2 separate regions of the Homo sapiens genome follow, and region 1 is linked to region 2. Evidence: chromatin loops called from intact Hi-C (ENCODE). Cell type or tissue: heart left ventricle. All regions are shown on one strand.

What was found. A loop is a pair of places that touch in the nucleus more often than their neighbours do. Peaks named below come from ENCODE experiments on the same cell type or tissue, not always from the same donor. Only the 100,000 strongest peaks of a DNase experiment are listed, where the experiment ranks them.
Region 1: a loop joins it to region 2, with 6 times the contacts of the local background. A loop is called at or near these places in 12 of 110 quality-filtered maps.

What each region holds. Positions count from the first base shown.
Region 1 is chr19:54,277,550-54,285,549 of GRCh38, forward strand. LILRB2 (leukocyte immunoglobulin like receptor B2) reads right to left here and starts at 3,561. Exons shown (of 14, transcript NM_001080978.4): 1 at 3,412-3,561; 2 at 2,914-2,995; 3 at 2,715-2,750; 4 at 2,242-2,526; 5 at 1,796-2,098; 6 at 1,263-1,559; 7 at 711-1,013; 8 at 340-390; 9 at 1-48. The coding sequence starts at 2,947. MIR4752 (microRNA 4752) reads left to right here and starts at 4,560; the gene lies at 4,560-4,631. RefSeq lists enhancers at 1,475-2,674, 7,906-8,000. In heart left ventricle, no CTCF peak of the experiment used is centred here; a DNase peak (open chromatin) is centred at 3,112; H3K4me3 peaks cover 1,128 bases; H3K27ac peaks cover 467 bases; H3K27me3 peaks cover 4,936 bases.
Region 2 is chr19:54,628,363-54,636,362 of GRCh38, forward strand. It overlaps LILRB1 (leukocyte immunoglobulin like receptor B1), which reads left to right and starts at 2,122. Exons shown (of 15, transcript NM_001081637.3): 1 at 2,122-2,271; 2 at 2,664-2,745; 3 at 2,909-2,944; 4 at 3,138-3,425; 5 at 3,573-3,875; 6 at 4,102-4,398; 7 at 4,654-4,956; 8 at 5,276-5,326; 9 at 5,609-5,659; 10 at 6,279-6,401; 11 at 6,742-6,817; 12 at 6,897-6,934; 13 at 7,195-7,247. The coding sequence starts at 2,712. In heart left ventricle, no CTCF peak of the experiment used is centred here; a DNase peak (open chromatin) is centred at 7,923; H3K4me3 peaks cover 594 bases; H3K27me3 peaks cover 3,631 bases.

The DNA of each region.
Region 1 (8,000 bases), 350 kb before region 2:
CACTTTGGGGATCCGACCCAGTGGGGGTGAGGGGCTGGTCCTCAGGGCCTGCTGGGTCAGGACGGGGAGGTGAGGGCTGGGGCTGCCCTGCTCCCCACATCAGCCCGGCTGCTCCTCCCCCAGGCTGGGCCCCAACATTTCTCTCTGCCTTGACCCCCCACCCCTCACCAGCCCAGCCTCAGAGCCCTGGGGACCCTGTGGCCCCTCCTCTGGCTCTGCCCAGCTCCCTGGACAGAAGCCCTTGATTGAGTCCCTGAAGGGAATGGGATCCTCCTGGACACTCAAAGCTGCCCTGGGGGTCGCTGCGCTCCCTTCGAGCCAGAGGCCTCAGGGACTCACCAGGTGTGGAGATGGGACCGGTGGGTGGGGGGCTGGAACCCATGGAGGGTCCTGGGTGAAAGAATGAGAGGAGGGTGAGGAGCTGGGGCTTTCCTGAAGTCTCCACCTCAAACCAAATTTCTCTACATGGGCCCTGTGGCCTCCCCAGGCCCCTCCCTCCACCCGCCTCTCCTGTCCATGATGCTGGCGATGCCGCTGAGTGTGCGCAGGCCTGGGAGGGCCTGTTGTCCTCCTTCCCTCTGAGGGTGAGTCTCCCACTGGCTGAGCCCCGCTCAGACCCCCGCTCACTCCATCCCAGCCCAGAGCTCTCCTGGGGGGCAGGGCCTGAGCTGAGCCTTTGAGCTCAGAGAGGACAGGGTCAAGGCCCCCACCTGAGACCACGAGCTCCAGGGGCTCACTGGGGTGAGACAGCAGGTAGGGGTCGGAGTTGAGTGAGCCGTAGCACCTGTAGGTCCCCGCGTGGGCTGAGGTCACAGGACTCATGGGGAATTCAGCCTGGTACTTAGGATATTCGTGTATTGATCTTAGACGGAGTGGGGCATCAGCTGCTCCCGCCTTGGTCAGAAGGAAAGTGTGGAACTGCCGCCATGACTGACACAGCAGGGTCACGTTCTCTCCTGAGGCCACTGTGGGGCCTGGCTGCACTGAGATGAAGGGTGTGCCACGGATCTGTCCTGGAGAGAAGAAGGATGGGTGAGGGGCTGCCCCACCTTGCTCTGAGCTGAGACCTCCCCAGGCCTCTCTAGGAGCCTCTGTCTCTGTTTTCTCTGAGTCTTCCCCTCCCCACCCATCCCCTGTCTCTCTCTCTGTCTCTCCCTCCCTTGGGACCACCCCCCGCCTCATCCTGGCCATCACTAATTGGATTCCCCCGGCAGGGCCTGTGCAGAGTCTGGGTCCCTGACTGAACCCGCTGGGCTCCTCACCTGTGATCAGGATGTCCAGGGGGTCGCTGGGGGCCGAGCACTCAGAGGAGAGGTTGTGTGCACCGTAGCATCTGTACTGGCCCCCGTAGGAGCGGCTCACAGGGCCCAGGGTGAAGTTGGCCTGGGAGAGCCCAGCCTGGGGCTGCCGGCCAGGGAGCTGGCGAAGGTCACGTTCCCCCTCCTTGTACAGAACAAATCTGTCATAGCCGACATCAGAGACACACTGGAGGGTCAGGCTTTCCCCAGGGGCCATGACAGGACCCGGCTGCACTGAGAGTGATGGCTTCTTAGAAACACCTGGGAAAAGGTGCTCATGGTTTCCAGGAGCCGACCCTCAGGCTTCCCCACAAACCCTCCCTCTCCCCCGGTGCCTCACCACTGCTGATCTTCCTGTGTCTCTGGCCCCAGGACCCCTGAGCCCTCTCGCCCCAACATCATCCCACCTGGAACTGCCCTGAGACACGGCTGCTCCCCACCTGCCTGGAGACTCAGGGAGACTCAGGGAACTCCAGACAATGCTGTGAATTTCTCACCTGGGACCAGGAGCTCCAGGAGATCACTGGGTGAAGACCACACATAGGGAGAGTTCAAGTCATAACCATAGCACCTGTGCGACCACCTGCGATTCGGGCTCACGGGGCCCACGGAGAAGATGGCGCGGGACGACCCACGGGCATGGGGCTGGGAGTTCAGGCATTGTGGGTGTTCATCTTCTCCTTCCTTACACAGAATGAAGCCGCCAAATGCCACCTGTGACTCACACTGGAGGGTCACCCTTCCTCCTGAGGTCACCACAGGGCTGGGCTGGGCTGAGAGGGTGGGTTTTGGGTAGGCTCCTAGGAGAGAAGGAGGCATCGTGTTAAATGGGGCTCCCACCTCCCACATCATCCCCAGGGCTGGGCTGTGAGAGGGAGACACCCCTGAGAGCCTCCTTCCTGAGGGCAGAGCCTGGGGCTGGGATCCCTGAGTGTCCTCTCACCTGTCATCACCAGCACCAGGGGGTCACTGAGCTCAGACCACCGAGCGCGGCTGTAATACTGACAGCCATATCGCCCTGTGTGTTCCCAGGTGATGGATGGGATGTGGAACTGGCCGTTCTTCACAAGCTCTGGTCGTATCCGTGTAATCCAAGATGCTGATTTTTTCTCCCTATATAGACGGTACTCCTGGGCTTCAAGGCTCCCCTGACAACTGAGGGTGACGGGACTCCCCTGGGTGATCACAGAGTCTGGCTCAGCCCACAGGGTGGGCTTGGGGATGGTCCCTGGAAGGAAATCAAAGGTCAGATTCGAAGTCATTTCCCACCCAACAGATCTCAGCTCTCAGCCCAGGACCCTCCAGATGCCCCCATCAGTCAGTCCAGAACTTCTAATCCCCATCCCCAGCTGCACGGAGGTGGCCCCTTGTCCCCAGTGAGGAGGAGGGACCTGGGAGAGCTGGGGACAGACTCACCTGTCTGCACGCGGGTCCTGGGGCCCAGACTCAGCCCTGGAAGAGAGTTCCCTGTGAGGGATTTGCCCCCTGAAGCCTGAGCAGGTCCTCCCCTCCCTGGGATCTTTGTGAGCCCCTGGGGTCTCCTTAGGGACCAGAGTTTGGCTGTGGGGTGAGGTCCCTCCTAGGTTAGAAGCTCCCCTCTCTCTTCAAATCTCACCGAGACAGATCAGGACTGTGACGATGGGGGTCATGGCGTCTCCTCCCACTGCCCTGCTCTGCGGATGGATGAGCCCTCGGTGCTGGCGGGACAGAGACACACAGAGAGAAATAGCCTCCCCTCCTTCCCACCCTGTGTGGACACTCAGAGGCTGGGTCCTTCTCATGGGGTGTTGTCATCTGCAGCCACACAAGAAGCGGAACTGCCCTCCCAGGAGCCTGACTCTCATTCTTTTAGAGCTGAGGTGGGGGCAGGCACTGGGCCCTCTGCAGACATTTCAGACTGTAATGGGGTCTTTCCTGACCCCCAGCCACTGTCTGTCTGGTTTCTCCTCGTCTCACCGAGAGCCGGGATGTAGCAGCAAATAGAACTGGTGCTTCTTGTGTCTGCCCTTCCTGATGAGGGTAGCAGTGGCTTCCCCTTCCTTCTCACAGCTTCCCACATGGTCACCCTCCCTCCTTCAGCCCATCCATCAGCACAGCGTTGTGGGGTCCTTACCATGGCAGTCGTCCCTCCAGCCCTGGAGATGCTTCAGGGAAGACCCAGGTCCATGCTGCAGGCAGACTCAGATCAGCAGAGAAGCATCTCGCCTCTGGCTGTGCTGTCCAGGTTGAGCTGTGTGTGGCAGTGAGCACAGAGGAGAAATGCAGGGAAGTAGGGGAAGAAAAGTTGACTTCTTTCTTGACACTGGATTGTGGGTTTTCTTTCAACCAAATAGTCCCCTCTTAACTTCCCCTTTTTAAATGTTTTTGCTCCAGCGTCCACTCCCTCCCCCCCGGGAAGAAACCTCTGAGTCTTTCCTGCCTCCTCGGTGCCCATTGCGTCCTTAGCCGTCCCTCTGCACCTCAATTCCTGGTCAACATTTTGGGAACAATGACTTATGTTTGAGCTTTGATTTGGGGAGTGGGGGAGGGAGTTGATATTTATTTGATGACTGGTTATCATCCGCTGCCTACGTGACCTTGGTTTGTAATGTCCCATCACTGAGCCTCAGTTTCTTCCTTTGCAGATTGTTGTCATGAATCCCACTCGTCACAGTGGTTGTGGGGTCAGTGGTGCCTGGGACATTGGGAGGGGCTCATTTGTGCTTGATTTCCAGACCAGGGTAAGACCTGAGGCTTTGGGACGTGAGAGGATCTTGCTGTTGGACTCCACATTCTGTAGGTGATTGATGAGTCCACTCAAGATGTCACATCTGACCGTAATGGAGAAACGTATGTGTAGCATTTCTGAAATACCCAGAGTATCAAGGTCATGAGCAGAAAAAGACATGTGGAAACCCCAAGTGTAGACGGACTCACAAGAAAGAACAGAGGCCAGAGGTGAGATGCCACAGGGTCCCGGGACCATCAAGGGCTCATTAGGGTGGAGGTTTCCACCACTGAGTGGAGCCGGGAGAGGAACCCCGGGATCTGCAATGACAGTGAGGGGCTCAGGGCTCCAGACCAAGGTGGGAGGCTGCGTCCTCTAGCTACACCTGAGGCTGGAGTGGACCCCAAGCAGCCCAGGGGAATTCCCTCAAGGGAGTGCACCAAACTGTCCAGACCTGCTGGAATTCCAAGGAAAGAAGCACTAAACACCAGGGTGTTCATAGAGCATTTATTAGGGGGACCTCTGCACAGTGGGGCATCCTTGTCTTCTTGCCCAGTGTCTCCTTGTGGATCTCAAGGATGTGCTTCCACATAGCAGCATGTTCTTCAGATGGACAAGGAGACACTGGGTATTCTATCCAAAGCTTTAACCTAAAATAAAAACAAAACCAAAAATAAACCCCTAGAAAATATGATCTCTCAGTACAGTTGTTTCTTGGGATACACAGGCAATTCGTTTCAGTACCCCCTACATGTACCAACACTTGCTCGTACTCCAGCCCTGACGTTGTCTCTGCTGGGTCTGCATATAGGAAAAGTCTGCCGTTCATATACGCAAGTCTTGTTTCTCACAAATGCTATAGTTTTGATCCCCGTTTGTTTGGAAAAAGTGTGCATATAAGAGACCCCTGGAATTCAAGGCTGCATTGCTCCAGGGTTGCCTGGATTTTGAGTTTATTTGGGAGTGAGAAGCAAGGATTACAATATGGAGTGCATGGCATGGCAAGCCACAGTGTGTCCAGAGAGGGAAGTGTGATGTTGTGATATATGCTGGTTTTCACCCGCAGTTCCTGGCTTGTAACTCCCATAGCCCTTGTTATAGTCTTTTGTTATAACATTGGCTGTGCTGGGCCTCAGGGGAGGCCTCTGACCTCCTCCTGCCCTTCCTTCACCTAACCCAAAGTAAGACTCGAATGTTCCCTGCCTTTCTGATAGTGGATCTTAAGACCCTCCCAGAAGACAGTCTCACCCTGTTCCTTGTGGGAGGAAATGCTGATGTCATGAAGCTTTCATAAAAGCCCCAGAGGACTGGGTTTCATGAGTTTCTGGGTGGCTGAGCATGCTAAGGCTCCTGGAGGGCGACGCCCAGGGAGGGTATGGAAGCCCCGGGCCTCTTCCCCCATGCCTCCTCCTATGAGTTTCTTCATCTGTGTCCTCTGCAGTGTGCTTTGTATTCAACCAGGAAATGTCAGTGTTTCCTGAGTTCTGTGAGCTGCTACAGCAAATTAATCAAACCCAAAGAGTGGGGCATGGGATCCCCAACTTGAAGCCAGTCAGTCAGAAGTTCTGGAGGTCTGGACTTGGGAATGGTGTTGGGGGCAGTTTTGGGGAATGGGCCTTCAATCTGTGGGATCCGGGACTGTCTCTGGGTAGACAGCACCAGAGCTGACTTAGAGGACACCCAGCTGCTGTTCGCTACTGCGTCTGGGGAAAAAAACCCCATACATCTGGTCCTAGAAGTCTTTTTCTGTGTTGATGATTCCTGTGACGTGAGAGTAGAGGAAAAGCACCGTAGAGAGAGCTCTCTGTACATAGAGAGGTAAAGGAAGTTCTTATCAGCAACAAGGGAGAGCCTGACAGAGCTGCCTGGAAACAGAGTTCCCTGGTTCCACAGGTTCAAAGCCAGAGTTGCTGTCAGTCCATTGGAGGAGATGCTGTTGCTGGTCAATGGTTCTCTTGAGAGCATCTTATCTGAATTCCTGACGTCCTAAAGAACATCTAGTGATAAACCTTGTCAAAGCAGAAGGGGCTGAAGGACATGGAAGAGTTTCTTATGGGTTTTTTAAAAGTCCTTAGAAACAGTTCTTATCTGAGACGTGGAAGCATGGGCCTCCTCTCCTTCAGGCCTTCCTGGCCCTGTGGGGTCTGAGTTTGACCAAAGTCATCTCATCCTTGCACCTGTAACTTTTCTATTGGGAGTCTGCAGTGAAGGGATGGGGTTACGAAGTTTAACCTGAGAGTTTCAGGAATTTGGTTCAGGGGAGGGCTTGTTTCTACACTTTTAGCAAAAGGGTTAATTTTTCAGTGTTTTCTAGAAACAACCTAAAGTGCTTTATCAGTACTTGGGGATGCTCAAGACCTCAGCTTGGGTTCCAGCCTGCAGGTGGAAACATGCATCTGTCCAACCCACAGAACAGTCATGGCCCTTTGTCTCACTCTCAGAACAAGGAAAAAAGTGGAGGAAACTGTGGGACCTTAGAGACTGTGACTCCCCCTCTTCTGTGTTTGTGGACAGACCCTGGGATGACTCAGTGACCCGGGCTACACTCAGCACTGAGCCACCTTCCCGGGTGTGCATGACACAGATGCGCTTTATCATTGTTGGACCGGGCATCTCTGACCCTGGAGTGTGAGGCTCACATGGACCCCGCCATGCCGGGCATAACACAGAGGTGATTCTAAGCTTGGGAGCATGGACACCGCAGGGCAGGAGCGGCTACAGCAATGCCCTCATCAGCTTTCCTTCCTGAGTCAGCCTGGGGAGAAACCCTATATGGAAGATCAGGTGTGTGGGAGAAAAACCCACCCCAGAGGAATAAAAATCAAAGAGTCCGTTAGAGAAAAAACAGGCAATTGTAGAAATGAATTAGGAAGCTATTGTGATGTGAAAATAGTAAATTATATTAACACATTTAGAAATAATTTCATCCAGAACAAGACACAGCTGAAATGATAAACATTGTATTGGTGTAGAATATTTACTAAAATTTTTCATTAGTCATCAGAGAAAAACTAGAAATGAAAAAAATAGAAAAGATAATTAATGCACACAAGAAATGGAATGAAAAGAGGAAACAGATATCTCTCTTTGGATCACACTTTCAGAATGAAGGAAATAAGGAGTATGTTATTCAGTAAATACTTGCAAAGAAAATGGTTGACATTTTTATAGAAATGAAGAAAGAACATGAGTTTAACGTGAACAAATTCATAAATAACATCAATGTCTTAACTATGATAGAGTAAAAGATACCTAGAATAGATACAAAGTAATTTTAAAACTACTGGAGAAAATGAAAATTATTGTCCAATGAAAGACAAGCACATTGGGACTGGATTTCCCAAGAGTAAAAAGTGCAAGAAAATGACTGGGGGCTGAGGTTCAAGTTGGCTGAATGGAAAGGGCTGGAGTCTGCCTACTCACTAAGAGGACCCAAAATAGCGAGTAAATACCAACAGGTCAAGTGGATCTTCCAAGAGGATGCTGGGGTTCACCTGAGAAACATGAGGACATGGAGAGAAGAGAAGAGAAAAGGTGGGAGCCAGGAGAGGCTCCTAACACGGGGAAGGGGTGAGTGAGTGAGAGATTCACCAACACGGGGAAGGGGTGAGTGAGTGAGAGATTCCCCAACACGGGGAAGGGGTGAGTGAGTGAGAGGATCCCTAACACGGGGAAGGTGTGAGTGAGTGAGAGGATCCCTAACACGGGGAAGGGGTGAATGAGTGAGAGCCTCCCTAACACAGGGAAGGGGTGAGTGAGTGAGGGGTCCCTGGCATCTACACCTCTGCTGTGGGCCCTTAGGATCCTGCCCACAGGAGAGCGCCTGTCCCCTCTGGGCCTCCAGAGGCCCACAGTTTGCTCCTGGAGACTGTACCAAGGCCCCACTGGAGCCCACGTGGAATCCCACAGGCTTCTGATCCCTGAGCAGCCTGGGTCCAGCTGCCACTGCCTTAGCAGGGAGGGAGGAGGCCAGGCACCTCTGTGGGCCCCAGAAT
Region 2 (8,000 bases):
CACTGTCTACCCAGAGACAGTCCCAGATCCCACAGATTGAATGGTTCAGTCCCCAACACTGCCCCCACACCATTCCCAAGTCCAGACCTCCAGAACTTCTGACTGACTGGCTTCAAGTTGGGGACCCTATGACCACCTCTTTGGGTTTGATTAATTTGCTGTAGCAGCTCACAGAACTCAGAGAGACACTGACGTTTCCTGGTTGAATACAAAGCACACTGCAGAGGACACAGATGAAGAGACTCATAGGAGGAGGCATGGGGGAAGGGGCGCAGGGCTTCCATACCCTCCCTGGGCATCACCCTCCAGGAGTCTCCACATGCTCAACCACCCAGAAACCCACGAAACCCAGTCTTCTTGGGTTTTTATGAAGCTTCATGATGTCAGTATTTCCTCCCACAAGGAACAGGCTGAGACCATCTTCTGGGAGGGTCTTAAGAGCCACCATCAGAAAGGCAGGGACATTAGAGTCTTGCCTTGGGCAGGTGAAGGAAGGGCAGGAGGAGGTCAGAGGCCTCCCCTAAGGCCTAACACAGCCAATGTTATAACAAAAGACTGTAACAAGGGCTATGGAGCTATGAGCCAGGAACCGCAGGTGAAAACCAGTGTGTATCACAACATCACACTTCCCTCTCCGGACACACTGTGGCTTGCCATGCCATGCACTCCAGATTGTAATCCTTGCTTCTCACTCCCAAATAAACTCAAAATCCAGACAACCCTGGAGCAACGCAGCCTTGAATTCCTGGGGTCTCTTATATGCACACTTTTTTCAACCAAACGGGGGTCAAAACTGTAGCATTTGTGGGATGCAAGACTTGTGTATATGAACGGCAGACTTTTCCTATATGCAGGCCCAGCAGAGACAATGTCGGGGCTGGAGTACGAGCAGGTGTTGGTGCATGTAGCGGGTACTGAAACGAATTGCCTGTGTATCCCAAGAAACAACTCTACTGAGAGATCATATTCTCTAGGGGTTTATTTTTGTTTTTATTTTTATTTTAAGTTAAAGCTTCGGGTAGAACACCCAGTGTCTCCTTGTCCATCTGAAGAAGATGCTGCTATGTGGAAGCACATCCTTGAGATCCACAAGGAGACACTGGGCAAGGAGACGAGGGTGCCCCACTGTGCAGAAGTCTCCCTAATAAATGATCTATGAACACCCTGGTGTTTAGTGCTTCTTTCTTTGGAATCCCAGCAGCTCTGTCACTGGACGGTTTGGTGCACTCCCTTGAGGGAATTCCCCTGGGCTGCTTGGGGTCCACTCCAGCCTCAGGTGTAGCTGGAGGACGCAGCCTCCCACCTTGGTCTGGAGCCCTGAGCCCCTCACTGTCATTGCAGATCCCGAGGTTCCTCTCCTGGCTCCACTCAGTGGTGGAAACCTCCACCCTAATGAGCCCTTGATGGTCCCAGGTCCCTGTGGCATCTCACCTGTGGCCTCTGTTCTTTCCTGTGGATCCATCTACACTTGGGAACTTCCACATCTCTTTTTCTGCTCATGACATTGATGCTCTGGGTATTTCAGAAATGCCCAGATAGATGGACAAATACACGTCCATCTATCCATTAGGGTCAGATGTGAGATCCAGAGTGGACACATCAATCACCTACGTAGACTGTGGAGTCCAACGCCAAGATCCTCTTATGTCCCAAACACCTCAGGTCTTACCCTGGTCTGGAAATCAGGCACAAATGAGCCCCTCCTAATGTTCCAGCACCACTGACCGTACAACCACTGTCACGAGTGGGATTTGTGACAACAGTCGGCAAAGGAAGAATCTGAGGCTCAGAGATGGTTCATTACCGCCCGAGGTCACGTAGGCAGTGGATGATAACCAGTCGTTGAATAAATATAACTCCCCCCCAACTCCCCAAATCAAAGCTCAAATATAAGTCATTGTTCCCAAAGCGTTGAACAGGGATTGAGGTGCAGAGGGACGGCCAAGTAAGCAAAGGGCACCGAGGAGGCAGGAAAGACTCAGAGATTTGTTCCCGGGGGGTGGGGTTGGACACTGTAGCAAAATATTTTAAAAAGGGGAAGTTAAGAGGGGACTATTTGGTTGAAAGAAAACCCACAATCCAGTGTCAAGAAAGAAGTCAACTTTTCTTCCCTATTTCCCTGCATTTCTCTTCTGTGCTCACTGCCACACGCAGCTCAGCCTGGGCGGCACAGCCAGATGCGAGATGCGTCTCTGCTGATCTGAGTCTGCCTGCAGCATGGACCTGGGTCTTCCCTGAAGCATCTCCAGGGCTGGAGGGACGACTGCCATGGTAAGGACCCCACAACACTGAGCTGATGGACGGCTGAAGGAGGGAGGGTGACCATGTGGGAGGCTGTGAGAAGGAAGGAGATGCCTCCGCTACCCTCGTCAGGAAGGGCAGACACAGGAAGGAACCAGTTTTATTTGCTGCTACATCCTGGCTCTCAGTGGGATGAAAACAAACCAGACAGACGGTGGCTGGGGGTCAGGAAAGGGCCCATTACCATCTGAAATGATGCAGAGGGCCTAGTGACTGCCCCCACCTCAGCCCTAATGGAATGAGAGCAAGGGTCCTGGGGAGGGCAGTTCCACTTCCTGTGTGGCTGCAGATGACAGCACCCCATGAGAAGAAGGACCCAGCCTCCGATTGGCCACACTCTGTGTGTCTCTCTATCCTGCCAGCACCGAGGGCTCATCCATCCACAGAGCAGGGCAGTGGGAGGAGACGCCATGACCCCCATCCTCACGGTCCTGATCTGTCTCGGTGAGATTTGAAGAAGGAGGGGAGCTTCTAACCTAAGAGGGACCTCACCCCACAGCCAAACTCTTGTCCCTAAGGAGACCCCAGGGGCTCACAAAGATCCCAGGGAGGGGAGGACCTGCCCAGGCTTCAGGGGGCAAATCCCTCACCGGGAACTCTCTTCCAGGGCTGAGTCTGGGCCCCCGGACCCACGTGCAGGCAGGTGAGTCTGTCCCCAGCTCTTCCAGGTCCCTCCTCCTCACTGGGGACAAGGGGCCACCCCCGTGCCGCTGGGGATGGGGAATAGCAGTTCTGGGCTGACTGATGGGGGCGTCTGGAGGGTCCTGGGCTGAGAGCTGGAATCTGCTGGGTTGGGTGGGAAATGAGTTAGAATCTGACTCCTGATTTCCTTCCAGGGCACCTCCCCAAGCCCACCCTCTGGGCTGAACCAGGCTCTGTGATCACCCAGGGGAGTCCTGTGACCCTCAGGTGTCAGGGGGGCCAGGAGACCCAGGAGTACCGTCTATATAGAGAAAAGAAAACAGCACCCTGGATTACACGGATCCCACAGGAGCTTGTGAAGAAGGGCCAGTTCCCCATCCCATCCATCACCTGGGAACACACAGGGCGGTATCGCTGTTACTATGGTAGCGACACTGCAGGCCGCTCAGAGAGCAGTGACCCCCTGGAGCTGGTGGTGACAGGTGAGCTGACACTCAGGGGTCCCAGCCCCAGACTCTGCCCTCAGGAAGGGGGACGGCTCTCAGGGGCTTCTCCCTCTCACAGCCCAGCCCTGGGGATGACGCGGGTGGTCTGAGCCACATTTAACACGGTGCCTCCTTCTCTCCTAGGAGCCTACATCAAACCCACCCTCTCAGCCCAGCCCAGCCCCGTGGTGAACTCAGGAGGGAATGTAACCCTCCAGTGTGACTCACAGGTGGCATTTGATGGCTTCATTCTGTGTAAGGAAGGAGAAGATGAACACCCACAATGCCTGAACTCCCAGCCCCATGCCCGTGGGTCGTCCCGCGCCATCTTCTCCGTGGGCCCCGTGAGCCCGAGTCGCAGGTGGTGGTACAGGTGCTATGCTTATGACTCGAACTCTCCCTATGAGTGGTCTCTACCCAGTGATCTCCTGGAGCTCCTGGTCCTAGGTGAGAAATTCACAGCATTGCCTGGAGTTCCCTGAGTCTCCAGGCAGGTGGGGAGCAGCCGCGTCTCAGGGCAGTTCCAGGTGGGATGATGTTGGGGCGAGAGGGCTCAGGGCTCCTGGGGCCAGAGACACAGGAAGATCAGCAGTGATGTGGCCCCGGGGGAAAGGGAAGATTTGTGGGGAAGCCTGAGGGTCGGCTCCTGGAAACCATGACCACCTTTTCCCAGGTGTTTCTAAGAAGCCATCACTCTCAGTGCAGCCAGGTCCTATCGTGGCCCCTGAGGAGACCCTGACTCTGCAGTGTGGCTCTGATGCTGGCTACAACAGATTTGTTCTGTATAAGGACGGGGAACGTGACTTCCTTCAGCTCGCTGGCGCACAGCCCCAGGCTGGGCTCTCCCAGGCCAACTTCACCCTGGGCCCTGTGAGCCGCTCCTACGGGGGCCAGTACAGATGCTACGGTGCACACAACCTCTCCTCCGAGTGGTCGGCCCCCAGCGACCCCCTGGACATCCTGATCGCAGGTGAGGAGCCCAGCGGGTTCAGTCAGGGACCCAGGCTCCGCACAGGCCCTGCCGGGGGAGCTCAGGTAGTGATGGCCGGGATGAGGGATGGGGGTCCCAAGGGAGGGAGAGACAGACAGAGACAGGGGATGGGCGGGGAGGGGGAGACTCAGAGAAAACAGAGACAGAGACACTGAGGGTCCCAGAGGGAGACCTGGGGAGGTGTCAGCTCAGAGCAAGGTGGGGCAGCCCCTCGCCCATCCTTCTTCTCTCCAGGACAGTTCTATGACAGAGTCTCCCTCTCGGTGCAGCCGGGCCCCACGGTGGCCTCAGGAGAGAACGTGACCCTGCTGTGTCAGTCACAGGGATGGATGCAAACTTTCCTTCTGACCAAGGAGGGGGCAGCTGATGACCCATGGCGTCTAAGATCAACGTACCAATCTCAAAAATACCAGGCTGAATTCCCCATGGGTCCTGTGACCTCAGCCCATGCGGGGACCTACAGGTGCTACGGCTCACAGAGCTCCAAACCCTACCTGCTGACTCACCCCAGTGACCCCCTGGAGCTCGTGGTCTCAGGTGGGGGCCTTGACCCTGTCCTCTCTGAGCTCAAAGTCTCAGCTCAGACCCTGCCCCAGGAGAGCTCTGGGCTGGGATGGAGTGAGCGGGGGTCTGAGAGGGGCTCAGCCAGTGGGAGACTCACCCTCAGAGGGAAGGAGGAGAACAGGGCCCTCCCAGGCCTGCCCACCCTCAGTGGCATCGCCAGCATCATGGACAGGAGAGGCGGGTGGAGGGAGGGGCCTGGGGAGGCCACAGGTCCCATGTAGAGAAATTTGGTTTGAGGTGGAGACTTCAGGAAAGCCCCAGCTCCTCAGCCTCCTCTCATTCTTTTACCCAGGACCGTCTGGGGGCCCCAGCTCCCCGACAACAGGCCCCACCTCCACATCTGGTGAGTCCCTGAGGCTTCTGAACTCAAGGGAGTGCGGCCTCCCCCAGGGCAGCCCTGGGTCTCCCAGAGAATCCCATTCCCCTCAAAGACTCGAGCTTCCCTCCAGGGAGCCGGGCAGAGCCAGAGGAGGGGCCACAGGGTCCCCAGGGCTCTGAGGCTGGGCTGGTGAGGGGTGGGGGGTCAAGGCAGAGAGAAATGTTGGGGCCCAGCCTGGGGGAGGAGCAGCCGGGCTGATGTGGGGAGCAGGGCAGCCCCAGCCCTCACCTCCCCGTCCTGACCCAGCAGGCCCTGAGGACCAGCCCCTCACCCCCACCGGGTCGGATCCCCAGAGTGGTGAGTGACGGGCTCTGAGTGGGAGGTGGGCAGGGTCCAGGGGAGGCAGGGGTGGGTTCTGTCCTAGGTTCAGTCTCCTCTGGAGGTGGTGATATAGACAGGCTCCTCCCCTGCTTGGGCCTCAGTTTCTCCAAATGTAAAGGTGAGAGGCCTGCGGGTGGGAAAGTTCCTTTCAGCTCTGACTCCCAGCTGTGACCTCCTGGGAGAGGAGGCCTCCCAGGGAACCTCCCAGACCCGATTCCGCGGGGGCCTGTCCCGTCCCACCTGCAGCAGAGACGGTGACCTGGGGCAGGGGAGGGGAGAAGAGTCATGGTTCAGGACGGTCAGGCTCTTTCCCTGCAGCTCCGGGGCTCGGCTCTGGTGCAGGAACAAGGGCTGCAGGTCAGACTCCTGGGCTTCCTTCCCAGCTCTGCCGCTTCCTGGCTGGGGGCCCCGGGCAGGCGATTCCCCTCTCTGAGCGTCAGTTTTTCATCTGTACAGTGGGTGGGGTGGATGTTTCTGTGCTGCACGACTGTTGTGGGGGTTGGAGGTGGTGAACAGAAGGTCCAGCAGTCACCTGCACACAGTAGGCGCTCATTTCAATGACATCACCCCCATCCCTGACATCATCGTGCTCAAGGTCTGGGAAGGCACCTGGGGGTTGTGATCGGCATCTTGGTGGCCGTCATCCTACTGCTCCTCCTCCTCCTCCTCCTCTTCCTCATCCTCCGACATCGACGTCAGGGCAAACACTGGACATCGAGTGAGTAGGGAATGGGGGGACCCTGAGGGCTGACCGAGGGTGGGCTCAGGGCACAGCCAAAGAGAATCCAAACCACTGGGCAAATGCAGCTTTGAGAAACTGTTCCAGCATTTCTCACCAGGCCAATCGACAGTCAGTCCCATCTACAAATGTAAAGTGTCCTTCGGGCTCAGTGCCATCTACAAATGTAAAGTGTCCTTCGGGCTCTGTCCATCCTATGAGGCATTTGGAACATGGAGGCAGGAGTGTTTTTAGGTTTCCTTCCTTACCTTCGAGCTGTGTGTGCAGGGCAGGGGGCTCCAATGTTCCCAGGGCTGAGGCTCTGTCCTTCTTCCCCCAGCCCAGAGAAAGGCTGATTTCCAACATCCTGCAGGGGCTGTGGGGCCAGAGCCCACAGACAGAGGCCTGCAGTGGAGGTAATTCTGCCCGAAGACCCCAGACTCCCACCTGCTCGTGGCCCATACACTGCCCCTAAAGCTCCCATTCTTCCCCCAGGTCCAGCCCAGCTGCCGATGCCCAGGAAGAAAACCTCTGTGAGTGAGAGGAAGAGGTGACCAGCCAGGAGGGAGATGGGGGCCCCGAAGTTTCCGTAGCAATGGGGAAAGGGGCGCTGGCTGGAAAGGGTCTGGGGCTCAGGGTGAGATCATCTCACCCCACACTGTGGGGCCTCAGGGACATCGCAGCCCCTCCCTGCATCTCAGTGGCCCCATCTGGGAGCTGAGCAGGGGCTGGCAGGACTCAGAGGTCCCAGGGAACCTTCCCAAGAGACAAACCCCTTGCTCTGCCCCAGCAGATGCTGCCGTGAAGCACACACAGCCTGAGGATGGGGTGGAGATGGACACTCGGGTGAGACCCCACCCCTGTCCCAGGCACCAAAGGCCTCCTGGTGCCAGATCTAATCCTGCAGAACTTCTCTGTCCTCCTTCCCCCGGCTCTCAGCATCGTCACGGTGGACCCCTCCTTGTCCAGCACGCTGCCTCCCGCCTGCTGCGACCTCACTCTCTCCTGCTGTCCTGGGACCTCGTGGGCCTCCTCCCGGGTCCCCTTCCTGCTCCTCATCCTCTGTTTGGCCGTCTGGTTGTTAGAGCTCTCCCCAGGCCTCAGGAGGATGAGGAATAAATGAACCACCCCGGTCCCCCAGGCTCCCCTTCATTCATTCAACCAGCAAGTGTTCCCAGGGAGCTCACTGTGGATGGGGCTCCCCATGGGAGCTGCAGACACAGCAGGGAGGAAAGCCGCCCCCGCCTCCTGAGCTCACCTCGTGGTGGGAGACAAAATGCAAATAAATGTGCCGCCTCCAGGAGTGCAACGTGCTGTAAGGAACATAAACCAGAGAAAGGGCAGAGAGTGTGGGGCAGTGGGGCCAGTCTGAATGGAAGGGGAGGGCTGTCTGCTCAGCTGTCATCTGAGAAGCCTGGACAGAGTGGGGCACACGATCCTCTGATGGACGAGCCCCTGCAGGCAGAGGAAACAACCCTGCAAAGGCCCCCAGGCAGCAGCGAGCTCTTGCAGGAAGGCCCGTGAGGCTGCAGCCAAATGGGCAACGTCAGAGTGAGGAGCAGAGGCCAGAACCACAGCGAGGGAGCGGCCAGACCCTCC